Regions from separate parts of the Mus musculus genome. Here region 1 is linked to region 2. A link is a loop called in an ENCODE intact Hi-C map of the cell type or tissue named here. Cell type or tissue: heart. All regions are shown on one strand. Links, peaks and the distances in the headings refer to the core of each region. The heading gives the core; the rest is flanking DNA.

Region 1 (8,548 bases), core at 260-8,259, 95 kb after region 2:
GGACAGTTAGGAAGGTTGCTTTTGAATACCGCCGCTGGCTGAGGGGCTGTTTTCAACTGATGATTACCGAGGGAGTGAGAGTCAGTATTTTGGGTGATGCAGTTTGTGATAGGTTACCAACGCTATAGTGAGTATTTGCAATACTTATATATACTCTGGCAACCTTAAAGGACTCAGGGGGAGGGAAAAATGTTGTAGCAATAAGGGAGGATTTGAACCGGAGGGAGGTGGGAGAGGGTAGAGTCGACCAAAGCACGTCATATACATGTGTAAAATTGATTCTGGCCATTTAAAAACTTTAAGTTTTAGATAGTTATATTACGTTTAGACTTGTGTCAGGAGAGAACCAACAAGAGGAAGGGCACTGTAGAGAAAAGCTGTTCATCATGTATGACAGTCAAGAAGCAGGCAAAGAGAGACGGGGTTCAGGAATGAGCCATGCCTGTAGAGGGTGGTTCTGAAGCTCTGACTGGGAATGTGGGTGTGAATCCTGAAGGTCCTGTTTTCCAATTGGTCCTTGATCAATCAACAAAGATGCTAGCAGCCAGTGGTTGGGCAAAAGAGGTGGGACTTCTATTTTCCTCCGCAGGCAGGCTGTCAGACATAGGAGAAAAGAGTCGCCATGCTTCTGAGGGAGAAAGAGCCACCAGCCAAGTGAGATCTAAGGTGGGGTGGACATTGACTGGTTCCCTGACTGGACCTGGGGCAGCAGGCAGGAGATTAGAAACGCAACTAAGGTGAGGGCAGATTTAGGGTGCTGAGCTAGGACTAAAGATAACTGAGCAACTAAAGGTGAGGGAAAATTTAGAGATGTTGAGCTGGGAGCGAAGAGAAGGGCACGTTTGCAGAGAGAGGCTTAGAAGAGCCCAGCCACTGAGCTAAAGCGTATTAAAAATAAGTTTTGTGTGTGTGTGTGTGTGTGTGTGTGTGTGTGTGTGTGTGTGTGTGTGTGTGTGGTATCCGTGGATCCGGGAACCGGTCTGCCTGGAGCTTACAGTAGGTAGTAGGAACTTTATGTTGCCATTGCCCTTCAAGGGCAATGAAGGATCTATTTTATCCACATTAGACAGACTTCCTAGTAGCCCATTCAGTAGGATTTGTCAATAATGATTGGCTTATTGGTAAAGTTAGTCCTTATGATCAATCAGCTGAGTTTATGGTTTTTTGTTGTTTTTTTTTTTTTTTTTTTTTTTATGGGATTTCTGTATGTGTGAGTGTGTGATTGTGCATGTTTCTTGTATTTTCCCCCCTTTGGCTCCCTTTTCCCTGTTTATTTTGTACCATTCCATTGATTTTTGTTGTTGCCTGTTTGTTATCTAATGAGAGAGAGAGAGAGGGAGGGAGAGAGAAAATGATTTAGATTTGAATGAGTCTTGGAGTAGTTAAGGGACAGAAAATCATGATCAGAATACACTATATGAAACTAATCTATATCTAATAAAAGGTAAAATTATAAATAATAGAAAAATCACTTTTGGAAGTTTTGCCATGAAATTTATGAATTCAAAGATGGGCACAAGTACATTTATTCTCTATGGTTTTTCTTTTGCTTGGCTGTGAGGTGTTTTTAGCTCCCCCACCCCACAATGTAAAAGTTGAACTGTGGAGTAAACCCACTTACAATAACATTGAGACTAGCAAAACAGCAGTGCATTAAAATATGCAAGTATACAATGTGAAGTTTAGAGGAGTGTTTCTCATCTCTGCCCACCCATTAGACTCTCGTGGGAAGCTTTTAAATGTCTGACGACTCCAGCATACCCAGGCCAATTAAATCTAAATCTCTGGAGTAGGATTCAAGCATGAAGGTCCAAGGCTGTGGTTGAAATCTCTCAGGGTTTATGTGATAAATGACCTACTTTAAACCACCTCTTTAAAAAGAGATCAAAGGAGCTACCAGGAAAAGATTCAATCTGGGTAAGATGTGCAAGATTTTCTATTAAAGAAAAAAAGAGAATGTTCATGAAACTTACATCACATACTCTTTGCAGATCACAGCAATTATCTCAGATGCTTTTTATTGAGGCTCCATGATTGATGACCCATCATGAAAACCCCATGTCTTCACCTGGCTCCTATCTGTCAGTTTTATATTTCTACTCTACACTCCACTGAAAACATGAAGTCAGATCGATACAGTTATGTTAATGGCTGTAATATGCATCTCATTTGCAAAGGAATAGCAGTACATGATTTCCTAAGTTCCGAATTCCTCAACTCATTGACCAGCAATGTGTCATGACAACACTGAATGTCTGAGTGGCCCACTGGCGGCATCTTACAGATAAAAAGCAGCAACACAGGCAGGAATCTAGACAGTGACAGCACTGAGCAAACTTAAATGATCTTTAATGCTGTTTGTAGGTCCACTTGGTATTCCAACTCAGACGATGACCTCTAGGAGAAAAGCCAACCAACCTTGTGCTTTGCATCATCTTGACTCACAACTCCTTGTCACTTTGAATATTGAGCAGAGTTCTCCTATCAAATAAAACAAAAGCAAAAGCACACGGCCATAAAAAAAAAGTCACAATACTAGAATCACACAATTTCACCCAAACAAGGCAGCAGCAAATGCCTCCTTGGCAGGCTCTTCCTCTGTGTTCCGGGTGCATGTGGGTCTCTGTTTTCTCCTTGTCCTTGGTGTTTGGGTCCCAACATTTGCCATGCACAGTTCATTTGGGGTTTTCATAGTGCAGGACTCAATGTTTCCACGTGGTGAACAACTTCCAGGATGTATCTCTATGGGGAATAGAAAGGTATTAGACATTTTGTTGCAGAGACTTGAGTGTAAGTCCTGAAGGTGGGAAGGACAGAGAGAATCAAATTCTTGTTGGAATACTTAAGTGAGCTCACTGATACAAGAGACCTGTTGGAGATAATATGAACTTGTGTAAATGGAGGACACCTTCCTGGCCTATAACAGAAATGAATGAAAGGTTAGGGACAGAGTACAACAGGTCATCTTTTTAAGTAATAGAGAAACTAGAAACCAATCTCAGGTATGCCTGCCCATTCAATGAGCAACTCATCTGAGATTTCACAAGGATAAACTGCATTCAGGGACCACTGCATCATTGTCACCTATATAAAAAAAAAAAGTTTTAAATAGACTTTGATGAACAAGTTTTTTGTGAAGGTCTTCTTGCCAATGCATATAGCAGAATTTTTAAAAAGGCCAATGGGCAAACACTAACACTTGACACGGGCAATTATTTTGATAATGAATCTTTACAGCAGCAGCACTCTAGCCTAAGGGAGTCACTGGGCTTGTTTATTTGAAAAGCATGGAAAAACAAAACAAAAACTTGAAACAAGAAAAGGACTAGAAAGTGTTTGGGGTTCCAGACACAGTTCTGATTTTTCCACCAGGAAGTAATTAGATCCTTACTTCCTGACATGGCTTGGGGATGCACTGCTAGGATCTGAAGATACAGCAAAACAAAACAAAACAACAAAACAAAACAAAACAAAACAAAGCAAAACAAAACAAAACAAAACAAAACAAAACAAAACAAAACACACACTCAAAATAGCCTGGAGCTAGATTTGGCATATTTGTTTAAACCAATAGTGACATCTGGTGGCTGCATATACCAATGACTATTAGCATCCTTCGGGCTTCCCCAGTAAGTTTTAAAATGGCTGCTTTTCTCATGTTAAAGTATCAAAGGCCAGTTGGGAATCTTACTGATATTTTTTTGTTTATATAAACAAATGAATTTAAAAAAATGTGAATGGTCCTTTGAAAATCCAACCCCCTCGCCTTTTAGATAACACAATCAATAAGACTCTAAATTGTTTTGTCTTTGTAGCTACTTTCTACTAGAAGATTGTATTGCCCTGCAGTTGCTGGGATTTCTGCCACTTTACATTTTAAAATAAGTTAATTAGCTTTATTCTGTCATTCACCCAAGACCCATTCTCTGCCAGCCTCCATGCTGGGCATCAGGACTGATGCAAAATTGGGGTTCAGACAAGAGGCTTGGGTTGTTGCAGGCCTGGCTTGGAGTTCACCGTAGCCTGAAGTTCTAGCATCCTTTTGTAAAAAGAAGCAAGGTGAACTTTGGTTTTTGTTTCTTTCATCTAGCTTAATTTTTTAGTTCCTTCTGCCATAGCAGGTGCATACCCCTGATCTGACTCTCAGCTCTCCTTCCCTTAGACCATGTCTGTAGTTTTTGTACATGAGTGTGTGTGAACAAATCTCTATGGAATGCTTAGTGTCTGACCTCACATTTTCCATGTGTAATGGTAATGCTCCCATTAGCTTACAGTGACCATCTCCCTCCTCTTAGTCTCTCTCCAACTGTTGTCTCAGAATTCCATTATTCCCAGTCTTTTCTATAATGTCCTATTTTTCTCTTTTTTTTTCACACAGGAATTTATGAAGTCACTTAAAATATTATTATTATTATTATTGGCCATTTGCTGCTTTTCCCTATTATACATACATATTACAAACATACATACATACATACAAACATACATGAAAAAAAATCAGGTCTTAGTATGTACAAGAATTTTCCTAAGACTCTAATAAGGACCACAGTAAGGGACTGAATTCAGTTTCTTGGCTGGGACAATGGCTCAATGAGTAAAACTGCTCACTCAGAAGGTACAGAGACCTGAGTCCAAATCCCCAGAACCTAAATAGAAGCTAGACTCATAGCACAGGCATCGGTTGTCCCAGTGCTCCTATGAGGAAATAGGATGGGAGATAGGGGAGCCCCCAGAAAGTCACTTCAGCCAACCTGATGTGTACAGAAAAAAAAAAAAATCAAAGAAGCCTTGCTTCTAACAAGGTAAGGAATAACACCCAAGTTTGTCCTTTAACCTCTGAATATACTGTATGCCATGTGTATGACTACATTCATACATATGAATGCTGGCACATATGAACACACGCACACACACACACTGAACCCACCCGGATCCTTAGACTCTGTAGCATTCATTTTCACAACCCACTCAATGCCTCCAGAAGGCACATTGTCCAGCCCCTCCTCAGCAACTCTTTTTTTTTTTTTTTTTTTTAGCACTTTTTATGGCTTCTGGAATATCTGTGACCAAAAACAACAACAAAAAAAAAAAAACAACAAAAACAACAACAACAACAACAACAACAAAAATGATTCAGCGAGGGAGAATGTGTAGAAAACCTCTTCATCTTTGTTCACCATGGCTTTTGAAGAAGGAAGTGGAGTCAGTCACAGTCAGCTCTGTATTCACTTTAGTTTCCTTAGGAACACAGGCAGACAGGTGGCTCAAACAGAAGTCTCAATTATTTATAAATGACTGTGGGGAAATATTTACTCTGGGAACACTAACCATTTTCTGCATGAATCATTTATAGTCTTTGCTATTTAGAGCAGCAGTTAGCTTTGCTATCATCTATTCATTTCTACACTGAGTCAGAGACACTTAAGTCAGCAGGCATGCTGGAATAACCAGTAGGTTCTTTCTTAAATATTAGGCACAAAGTAAAACTGATCGTTATACCCGTCTTTCTAAAATATTGTTCCCAAATCACCTTCCTCTGTGTAGGAAGAGGAAGATGAATTTAGACACACAGGAAGGGCAGAAGGGACAGTAAGAGAGCTGCTGGTCCCTAATCAAGGACATTGTGTGAGTTAACTCTTATTGCCTTCCATGTAGACATTGTTTAGAATTGCTGCTTACTGGCTGTGGGGCTGAAGATCCTCTAAGAGCCTCCTACAACACAGCCTCTTACAACACACTCCTGTCTCTGTGACCTTTGCTTTCTTTTCTAACCTCATCCATAGAGTTCTATCTATACCAGGGTTTTAAAACTTTATCCTATCCAAGGATTTCTCTCATACTGTTTTCCTTTGTTGGAATTTTTTTTGGTAGGTATGAAGGTTTGTATATGCTTGGCCCAGGGAGTGGCACTATTAGGAGGTATGGCCTTTTTGGAGTAGGTGTGTCACTGTGGGTGTGAGCGTAAGACCCTAGCTGCCTGGAAGTTAGTATTCTGCTAGCAGCCTTCAGATGCAGATGTAGAACTCTCAGCTCCTTCTGCATCACACCTGCCTGAATGCTGCCATGCTCCCTCCCACCTTGATGATAATGGATTGAATCTCTGAACCTGTAAGTCAGCCCCAATTAAATATTGTCCTTTATAAGACTTGCATTGGTCATGGTGTCTGTTCACAGCAGTAAAACCCTAGCTAAGACAGAAGTTGGTACCAGGAGTGGGATATTGCTGTGATAGGCCTAATCATGCTTTTGTTTAGAAGAATGTGAAGTTTGGAACTTTGGATTTGGAAAGCAGTGGAATGCTTTAAATGGGACTTAATGGATTATCCTAGTAGGAATATGGGAGACTTTGCTACTGAGAGTGATTTGAATTGTGAGGACCTGGCCTAAGAGGTTTCTGTGGAGGATTTAGATATGTGGCTTAGAGACTGTTTTTTTGTTTTTGTTTTTGTTTTGTGCTATTTTGGTGAAGAATGTGGCTACTTTTTGCCCTTGTCTAAAGAGTTTGCCTGAGGCTAAGGTGAAGAGACTCAGACTAGTTACATTGACTAAGGAAGCCTCAGAAAGGCCCATCATAGACTTTGTTCTCTGGTTAAATCTCATGAAGAGCATTTTAAACAAGCCTAGCAAGTTGAGAAAGGAAAAATATAAAATATAATGGTTCAAGTATTAAAGGGGCACCAGGAGGTGAAATGGAGGTGAATTCTGTGTTCAAGGATCTTAACTTGAATTAAGGGAGTAGTGACCTTGGGGCAAGATCCTACCCAGCTAAATTTAGGTCCAGGCATGGTGTAGTACTAGCCTTTAATCCCAGGAGATAAAGACAAGCAGGTCTCTAAATTCAAGGCCAGCCTAAAACATAGCAAGATCTAGGTGAAGAAAAACTTAAATCCAGACTTGGTGGACCAACCACACCTTTAATCCCAGTGCTTAGGAGGCAGGCACACAGATCTCTGAGTTCAAAGTCAGTCTATGGATCAAGTTCAGGACAGCCAAGCTTAGGCAGTGAAAGAGTTGGAAAACATAAAGCTGGTGATAATGTAGAACAAGGGGGCCGTGTTCCAGCCCCAGCAAGAATCAGAACTGGGCAGCTTTGGACATGTAGCTCTGGCTTTGGAGTCCAAAATAGAAGGAACTACTGGGACAATTGATGCTGGTTAGCTGGAGCTAAGAAATTAATGGTGGTTAAGAAGAGGCCAGCATCACTGAGGTGAAATCTTCTGGGAAATGTTCTCTGAGAGCACAAAGAAGCTGTGTTCCAGAGATAATCAAGGTTGTACCACATGCTGCAGCTGGACTTGGTAATGTGTAAGAGTCACCCAGGTGGTACTGGTTTTGAAGGCATGAAGGAGTCATGGAGAGTAGCTGAGGCTTGGCACTGTGAGAAGCCTTGGAAGGCCATTGGTGAAGGTGCAGCCTCAGTTGCAGTTGATGGCCCAGAACTGAAGGGGTCATGCAAAGGAGTTGAGACTTGGCACCATGAAGAGAGCCTATGAGAGGCTGTTGATGAAGGCCAGTTGTAGCAGAAGACCCCAGTATATTGAAGGTAGTAGTATCATGGGATGATCACCAAGAACAGCAGCAGCAGTGGAGTGGATCAACAACCTTCATGTACAATACTGATATGCGATTTCTTATTTCTGATCTCATTATGAAACTTTTGCTTCTTTTGTAGACTTTTCACTCTATTACCTCTTCCCTGAGCACTCTACCTTTCCATGTTTTGTTGTTTTTCTGACATAACATTTTTGTTGATTCTCTGGGAATGTCACATCATGCACCCTGATCACATTCACTTCCTAGTCCTTCCATTTCTGTCCCTGCTTTGTGACTCCCCCTCCCACCCCTCAAAAAATGTTAAAAATAAAAATAAGAAAGAAAGAAAAAAACCCAAGTCCAGTTTGTGTTATCTATATACTCACTAGAGCATAGTTAAACTCTCAGCGGCCTGCACCTTGAATAGAACTGAGCCAGAAGTCATCAGTTGTGGAGAGCTAATCTTCAGCATTCTGATGACATGTTTTAAGAGTTATCTTTGGTCGCTTCTTGCCTAAGCTGTTCATTTTTTGAGGGAGGAAAGGGTTGAGTTGAGAGTAGATGTTGTCAAAGTAGCCTTCCAGGTCTCTTCCTCTCAGCTGTGCCTGTGCAGTTAATGATGTCACAGAAAAATTAGCCTCTGTGCTCTTCACAGTCATCAGAAGCAAGGCTCGTGAGCCTCCACAGGGTTTCTGTGACTGCTGTAGAACCTTGAACCTGCCAGACAAGGCCATCGGGGCAGCATGGACCACAAACATCACCATGGCCTCAGGTGGTGGTGCAGGTCACTCAGATAAATATGACCCCAGGCTACAGCACAGACCCTGGACATCTGCACCGACTTTGGAGTTAACGTGGGCCACAGACATCAAATCACCTTTCTATCTTGCATAATTAATATTCCTTTTCTACTGAATCATTACAATCAACATAAAGACATGTTATCTGAATTTTCCTGGCTTTCAAGACCTCATGCAGATTTGCTTATTTTTCTCCTTTACTTCACACTGAGATT
Region 2 (8,000 bases), core at 1-8,000:
CTCGTGACTGTGCTGTATAAAAGGTTTCAAGACATTTGAGAAATGCTAGGGGGGGAAATTAACCCAATGTTGGAGGTGAAAATTCCCTTCCAATTTGACTTTCATTTATGTTTATTCTGGCTTTGTAATCAAAGTGACGCTTTACTGAGTCTACCAGAGGTCAGACTGTGTTTCTCTCTGGTCTTCATCCTGCCAGGACCCAGGTGTGCCATATTTTATTTGGTTTCTACTCTTCTGCTCCCTGTTCTAACATGACATCTGACTGAGTTGTGAACACAAATTTTGTAACACCCATCCCTTTCTCAACACTTTTTCCACTCCCTCCTTACAGATTTGTGTGTGTGTGTGTGTGTGTGTGTGTGTGTGTGTGTGTGTGTGTGTATTTTGTACTTTCAAATGGAGTCAGACAGGTCTAAGAATCCCACCATATATCACTCACAGATCCTAGAAGGCCTAGAATATGTTTGCGTGTGCGCGCGTACACGCATTCGCGCATGTGCATGTGTGTCTGTGTATCTATATCTCTTTCTCTAGTCTTGCTTGTCTCTCAGGCCATGTTGCTTAGGCACCTATGTCTCTACATTTACATCACTTGATGCTGCTTCTAGGAGTTCTATTGCTTCTACCTCGGGCCTTTGCCCACATTGACTCCTCAGCTAACCACTGCTGTTTCCCACCCCTCTGTCCAGGTCCTTTCTATTTGTCTTGGTTTCTTTTCTGTTGACAAAAGCAACTGTATGGCGGATGGGTTTCTTTTAGCTTATTGTTCAAGGCACAGCCTATCATAAAAGCAAATCAAGGCGGCAGGAGCTTGAAGTAGCTGGTCATATTGCTCTCACAGGCAGAAGAAAATCGTCTGCTCTCTCAACTCTCCCTCTTTTCTTCATTCACTCCAGGACCCAAGCCATGAAATGGTTCAGTCTACAATTAAGATGGGTCTCCCCACATCAATGAATGTAATTAAGATAACACTATCTTGTCAGGCTCAGCCCAGAGACCAGCTCCTAGGTGATTCTAGACGTCAAGTTGACAAACAAGAACTACCATACTATTGTTCATTCTTTGTTATTGTTGGGGGGAGGGGTGCTGCCTCATCTGGGATGCCCTGTCTAGATTTTTTATTTGTAGTACTATTTCAACTCAGATGACCATTCAACACACTGCCTCCTGTTTACTTGTCTCATGCCCAAATGATCACACGAGACAGGAGCTACACTCCTCTGTGGTAGCTGGCATGTAACTGGGCTTCAATATCATTTGTTGACTATGCAAATGAATGAATGGACACATTCTGAAAATTCCAAATAGGGGGTCATAACCATGAAAGTAAAAATTAGAACTTTGTCTCCTCTAGAATACGTGAAGTCCTGGCTTTATCAGCTGCACTGGGGAGGAGGAGGTAAAGCTGAGGAGACAATGCCTTACAGACACACCTTGAGTCTTTGAGGCCAGTGACTTAGGTAACACACTCCTGGGAGATAAACAGAGACTCTATTTAAGATGGGATCTCACCTGCACAGGACTCTAAAGCTAACGTAGAGTTAATTTGCAAATACACTGTAGCAGAACCGAAAACTTGCATTTTAGAGCATTCCAGAGACAGCAGCAAACCACACAGTCCTGCTTTTTGTTTTTACCTGAGCAATCACATATGCTGATTTCCAAGGCACCAGGAGGTCACCTACATGCAATGGGGATGGTAAGTGATCTAAGGAGAGGTCCTCTGGCCCCTTAGACTCTGCCTGGAAGACTTGCCATGTAAGTGCCAACTTGGGGCTGGGCACAGGACTGACTCTGGGGTTAGGCTCTGGAGAGAACCAATGCAGTCTCCTGTTCTCCTCGAGTCAAGAATAACCAAAAATTACGCTTGAAGATCACTCTTCTCTCAAAAATATTCTATCCCCAAGTCCAAGTTCACCACATCCAGCTATTAAATTGAATCCAGCACACACAGGATTAGGGGGGGCAGGCACAGCTTCAGCTACTACTTCGCAGTAAAGGATTCAAAATAAAAACCAAACCTACCCATATTTTCCAGGATGGAGATTGATGGCATTAAACGATGGCAAATGTTTCTATGTTCAAACCAAATGACGAAGAACTTGGTTTCTGTTTCAGTCTTAAACAGCTAGCAACCACCTCCCACCAAACAAAACCAGATAAACACAAACACCCACAAAATTCTTTGGCCTTCCAGAATAACTGTTTTCTTGTCCTGGCACACTGGAGGGACCCAGAAACTCTGCACTGAACAAAGGGCTTGCAAGCAGGTGTTACTATGAAACTGCCTGTGCCACTTCTAGGTATACTGTTTGACTTCCTTTGTCTCTTGGTGGGGAAATTGTATCTATTTTCAAAGATTCTGGCTTCCATTTCCTTGTTCGACCTCAGGTTAGCTACCTACCATGGGTCTTTCTACAAAAGAAAAAAAAATGTGTGTTGATTATGGTAAACATTAAGGCTGCACGTCATCAGCAATGTGCTCTGGAGTCAGTTTTTTTTTTTTCTCTCATTCTTTCTTTTTCCTAATACCAATTCCACCCCCATTATCCTCAATCCCCAAATAAAATACTAATGACAAAATAAATGACTGGCCTAATTACGAAGTCAGAAAACTTGCAAAACAGCCTGGGGTCACCAGCATCTAGTTACCGAACCAAAAACATTTGATTTGTTTACTACCATGACGTCTGATATTTTTTTTCTCTTTCAAAGGATGAATGAGTTCCATTTACATCTTCTTCGAAGATGAGATAAACTTCACAGTCTCACCTCTGCCTGGGCAGCCAGCCTGCCTTTCAGAGAAGGCTTATGCTGACATGTTAAAAAAAAAAAAAAAAAAAAAAAAGGAGAGAAAATGAGGCTGGTTCCCTTCACAGGGAGGGAGTCTGAACTACAAACCAAGAAAAACTTCCAGAGGAATTTCTGTTGCTCTAGTACCTAGGTCAAGAAGCAGTGACCACTGTCTTGAACAAGAGAAGCTCTTTTGGTCTGTTCCTTGACTCCCGGCTCAACCTTCTACATACCAGCCAGGGTTCCAGGTTCATAGTTCCAAAGTGATGTCCCTAAAAAGGAGTCTAAGCCTTTTAAACAACATTTCTAATTATGAATGGATCAGTTGAAGTGACTAAGGGAGTTGACACAATATTATGCCAAGCCCAACATTTGGCCCCTTTTTTTCTTTTATGCCCTAAAACACACTCAGTTGCCCAAACAAAGAACTACCAAGATTGTACAAACCACTACAGAATCAGGCCACATGTTCACATGTTCAGTGTACGGCTGCCACCCAGTGGTAGGTTGGATTCCTGTGGACAAAAGGCTCCGACTGGCTACATTAACACAATGTAATTTTTCTTCTTATTTTTTTCTTTTTTAAGGAACCGAAGATTATTATTCCTCAGGAAAATTAAACAGAATATTCATTTTCTTTTGCTCTAATGTTGCTCAGAGAAATTTCTGAAGGGATCAATAGCAGGGAGAGTCAATACCATTCTAGCTAACCACACAACTATATCCCAGAGCCTCTGAATATGTCATAAAAGAACTGTTATTGTTTTGCTGGTTTCAACATGAATCATCAATTAGAAAGACTTGTTAAACAGCCTAGTTTCACTTTCTAGATGTATGTGCTCTGGATTTTTAGTTATGCATGAAGAGACATCTACAAGTGACAACCTTATAAAAAAAAGTGCACATTATATGAAAATCTGACTTCAATTAAAACCAGCTACAAAATCCCAGCAATTTCCAGCTGTCTCCTCTCTTATCCTTAGAGAATTATATATCACATTAATTGCTATTCTGTCACATTTTTAAAAAAATGTCAGCAATGGTTAATTGTATCCTTGGTGCTTTTGAGTTATGTCTGTTTTACCAGAGGGATTCAAATCACACTTGGTTGCCTTCTAGCAAGGTGGCCATTTTGACAACCCTCAAAAAACTTCTTACCTTCCTGAACTTCTCCATTTGCTTGTAGAGGTCTGGATCAAGTTCCTGAGACACATCCTTCATCCACAACAACGCTCCTCTGTATTCTGTCCTGTACTGCTCCATGCGGTTCACTGTCAGCCAGGTATCAGAGATGGCCCGATGTCTAAAAGTTTCTACTTCTTGGTGAAATCGACACAAAGGGTTTCTCAAGGCCAACCTGTACAAGAGGGCATAGATATAATCATAAAACAAAGGAAAAGAACAGTTCCAAATTCTGATATTCTGCACGCATCATAAACCCATGAACTTAGACCACTGTCTAAAACGCACATGTCTTGTCAGGAGACAGATACTAATCAAAATGTGAGTGAAGGTGGGATCAACCAGAGATTGCCCACATTCTGATCCTTTCATTTTCAGTGAACTGGACCATTGGGAAGCACTCCATTTGTGTTGCTGGGCGGCCTCAGGCCTGGACAGTATTTATTTGAAGTTGCAACAAGCCCGTGTCAGTGAAGGATAGTCACAGCGTGGCCATTCCTGTTTCCATTCCTGGCTACTCCGTCTCTTCTGTTGCTGAATTTTGGGCCCTGTGTGGAGGGTGGAATGGGATAGGCATGACTTGGGTATCCTTGACCTGGCCACCTTTATTACACCTCAATCAAAACCTACAGTTTGTTCTAGTGGAAACAAGACTAAGGCTTGGACTTTTTCTTAAGTGAGTTGGGAAAGAAGAAAGCCACAGTTACTGAGGGTCTACAGTGTGTGTCAGTTTTTTCAGATAGGCTATATGATTCCATTGTCACAAATACAGGAAACCAGGGCTGGTGGTATCCAGCTTAATCCAGGCAGAGGACAGGCGTGTTAGAAGTTCAAGGTTGTCCTCAGCAGACCTGCCTACCTGAGATCCTGGCTTAAAAGAAAGAGAGGGAAAGAGAGAAAAGAAGAGAGGGAGGGAGGGAGGAAGAGAGGGTCAGAGCTTCATCTCCGTGGTTCAGGATTTGCCTGGCACTGGCAAAGACCTGGGTTCCTTCTCAAGCATTGCCAGTAAACAAAGAGCACGCCAAAATGAATGTATACTGTACAAGTGTAAAATTATCATGACAGTAACTGTTGGCCATAAAAACTGCCATTTATATATACATACATATATATATAAAGGAAAGCATACCATAACTTTAGGTAAAATATTTATTTGGGTTACAAAAGACTGCTTCTTCCATATTTGAAACCAGTGAAGCAATGTCAGATGACTTACATTTTGAAAACATTCTTTTTTCAAGCACTTGGTTTTATTTTGAGTTATCTCTGTTGTGGTGTGTGTCTGTGTGTGAATGTGGTGTGTGTCTGTGTGTGAATGTGGTGTGTGTCTGTGTGTGAATGTGGTGTGTGTCTGTGTGTGAATGTAGTTGTGTGTCTGTGTGTGAATGTAGGTGTGTGTCTGTGTGTGAATGTAGGTGTGTGTCTGTGTGTGAATGTGGTGTGTGTCTGTGTGTGAATGTAGGTGTGTGTCTGTGTGTGAATGTGGTGTGTGTCTGTGTGTGAATGTAGGCGCTCTTGGAGGCAAAAGATGTCAGGTTCCCTGAACTTGGAGATTTGGGTGGTTGTGAGCCACCTGGTGGTAAGAATCAAACTTGGGGACTTAGCAGGAACAATACACACTCTTAGCCACTAAACGGTCACGCCAGTCACATAAAACATATTCTCTATGAAGTTTCAGAACAAAGGTGAAAACATTAAACACAAGATAAATTATTTCGGATCCCATCTGCATGCAACATTACTGAGCCAAAGGGAACAGCGGTATTGGTAAGGTAAGCTGAAGTGAGATTCTGGTAGCTGCATTTGTGTCTCCAATGCCTTATAGGTCTGCAGTACTCTGAAATTATAAATGCTATAATAAATCTTAAGAAAAAGAAATATCTTTTCCTGTTTTGCCCAGGTTTCCTGTCACCTACAGGTATTGTTTTAAATGTAGATCACATCTATGATAGCAGCTAGTCCACACTGTCCTACCTAGATGTTAGAAGTCTTCTCAAAAAGTCATGTCTCTGTACCTTGAAATAAGTTTGGTTTTCATTTAATATGTGCTTTACATCCAGCATAACATGTGGCAGATGCAAAGCATCACCAGTGTGAAGGTTTATAGCATGGCGGATGTCTATGAAGGTTTATAGCATGGCGGACGTCTATTTGAAGATAAACAGTCCTCAGATGGCTCCCAGGGGATGCTGCTCACATTCTGACTCCTTTTCTCTTCCTTTAGATTTTGTCCACTTTCCTACATTTGCTGATGATGAATACTGTGAATAAACTACTCTCAACCCCTTGGAATGCAGGGCATTATGCAGATACCTTAAAATTACAATAACACGGCGTTTGAAAATTTAAAAAGGCACATACAAAACCTCATCTCTGCCACCACCCCATATAAATCAGAATGGCGACAGGCCATTCACTGGAGTCTAAGGGGTCTACATCAAAGAAAGCCATTCCTCCTAACTGGAAATATCATCCTTCAATGCAGGCTTGAATCTCCTTTCACTTATGAAAATCTACCCAGTGGGAATAGTTAACAAAATAACTAAAGGGCTACACCAAGATATTTATTCTTAGTAGGGAAAGTTAAATATTAGAGGGCCTAGATTCAAGTGGTTAAAAGTGAGTACTACTCTTGCAGAAGACCTGAACACACACACACACACACACACACACACACACACACACACACCACCCTTAAAACAAAAAATCAAGGAGGCTCAGGTTGAGTATATCAGAGCATTGCCCAGGTAATAGGATCCTGTATCTACACAATGAAAATCTAAAAGATTACCATTATTTAATAAAACATCAATTTGTTAAGTTATTACCATACACTGTTACATACAAAATCTATCTGCTGTGGTGCTGTTTGTGCTAAAAACATATTCAGCAGGACTGGAAATTTGGCTTACCAGTTAAGAGCAAATACAGCTCACAGAAGACCAAGTTCAGTTCTTAGGCCCCATGTCAGTGGCTCACAACTACCTGTAACTCCAGCTGCCCCTGGCCTGAACTCTCCCCTGGCCTCTGTAATCACCTGTCTGTGCACATACATACATAGGCACACACACACACACACACATACAGTTAAAATAAATCTTAAAAAAAAAACATTCTGGAATACTCTAAACCATGTTCACTCAACTAAGACTTCACATTCAGAGTGATTTTATGGGGTTTTCCTGCCTCCTTCACATTGAGGAGAACTAAAGTGTGACTTCATGTAGCTGGCAAGCAGCTGTGAAAGCAACGCCACTGTGGAAGAGGCCACCTTCCCAATGAGCTGGTCGCACCTCATTAAATCAGTGGAGACTGCTGACTGCTAGTCTATGGTAGACACTTTCAAGCATTTGCATTGTTTTCTTGATTGTTTATACTGGTGTGTGTGTGTGTGTGTGTGTGTGTGTGTGTGTGTGTGTGTGTAAGAGAGAGAGGGGGGGAAGAGGTGGAGGGATAGAGAGATTGAGACAGAGACTGAGAGATTGAGGAAGAGAAAGAGAGGGGGTTTAAGAGAACAGTAACTTAAGGTGCTATATATGGATCCTTTGTGGGGTCATTTTGGTATGCAGTCATACAGACTGTAACTGGGTAGTCGTAAGATAGAATAGCAAATGTGATTAATAATAGTAACCCTCAATGTGATCTGGATTTTAACACTGTTTTTCATAGTTTTGGTACATAGGCACACTTAAACGTTTTCTCACTGAAATCAGTGAAACTTACAATCTAAACATTAGAACATTTATTCTCTGATTTGCCAGCAATCAATTATCCATATAATATTGAAAGAGGCTATGTACACAAAAGAATTATCTACCAAGGGGGTTATAATGCACTTGTTTTAGAGCTTTTCTCTTTTTGGTTTGTTTGTTTGTTTTAAGCATTAAAGGTACAATTCAAGATTTTAAGAAAATACTTTAAAAAAACTTAAACTGTGGTAGAGAACAGCTGGCAACGGCAATATTCAATTATGACTGCTGCCACTGCATACAAGACAGGGTCCAAATATAGCAAGAACCAGAGTG

Evidence for each region. A loop is a pair of places that touch in the nucleus more often than their neighbours do. Peaks named below come from ENCODE experiments on the same cell type or tissue, not always from the same donor. Only the 100,000 strongest peaks of a DNase experiment are listed, where the experiment ranks them.
Region 1: a loop joins it to region 2, with 6 times the contacts of the local background. A loop is called at or near these places in 8 of 42 quality-filtered maps.

The regions. Positions count from the first base shown.
Region 1 is chr6:8,827,835-8,836,382 of GRCm38, forward strand. No RefSeq gene overlaps it. Among named protein-coding and RNA genes, the nearest start is that of Gm38765, 26 kb to the left of the region's middle. In heart, for the core only: a CTCF peak has its summit at 3,584 (motif pointing left); no DNase peak of the experiment used is centred there.
Region 2 is chr6:8,733,066-8,741,065 of GRCm38, forward strand. It overlaps Ica1 (islet cell autoantigen 1), which reads right to left. Exons shown (of 14, transcript NM_010492.3): 6 at 3,952-4,150. Among named protein-coding and RNA genes, the nearest start is that of Ica1, 41 kb to the right of the region's middle. In heart, for the core only: CTCF peaks have their summits at 3,296 (motif pointing left) and 5,571 (motif pointing left); no DNase peak of the experiment used is centred there; H3K27ac peaks cover 887 bases.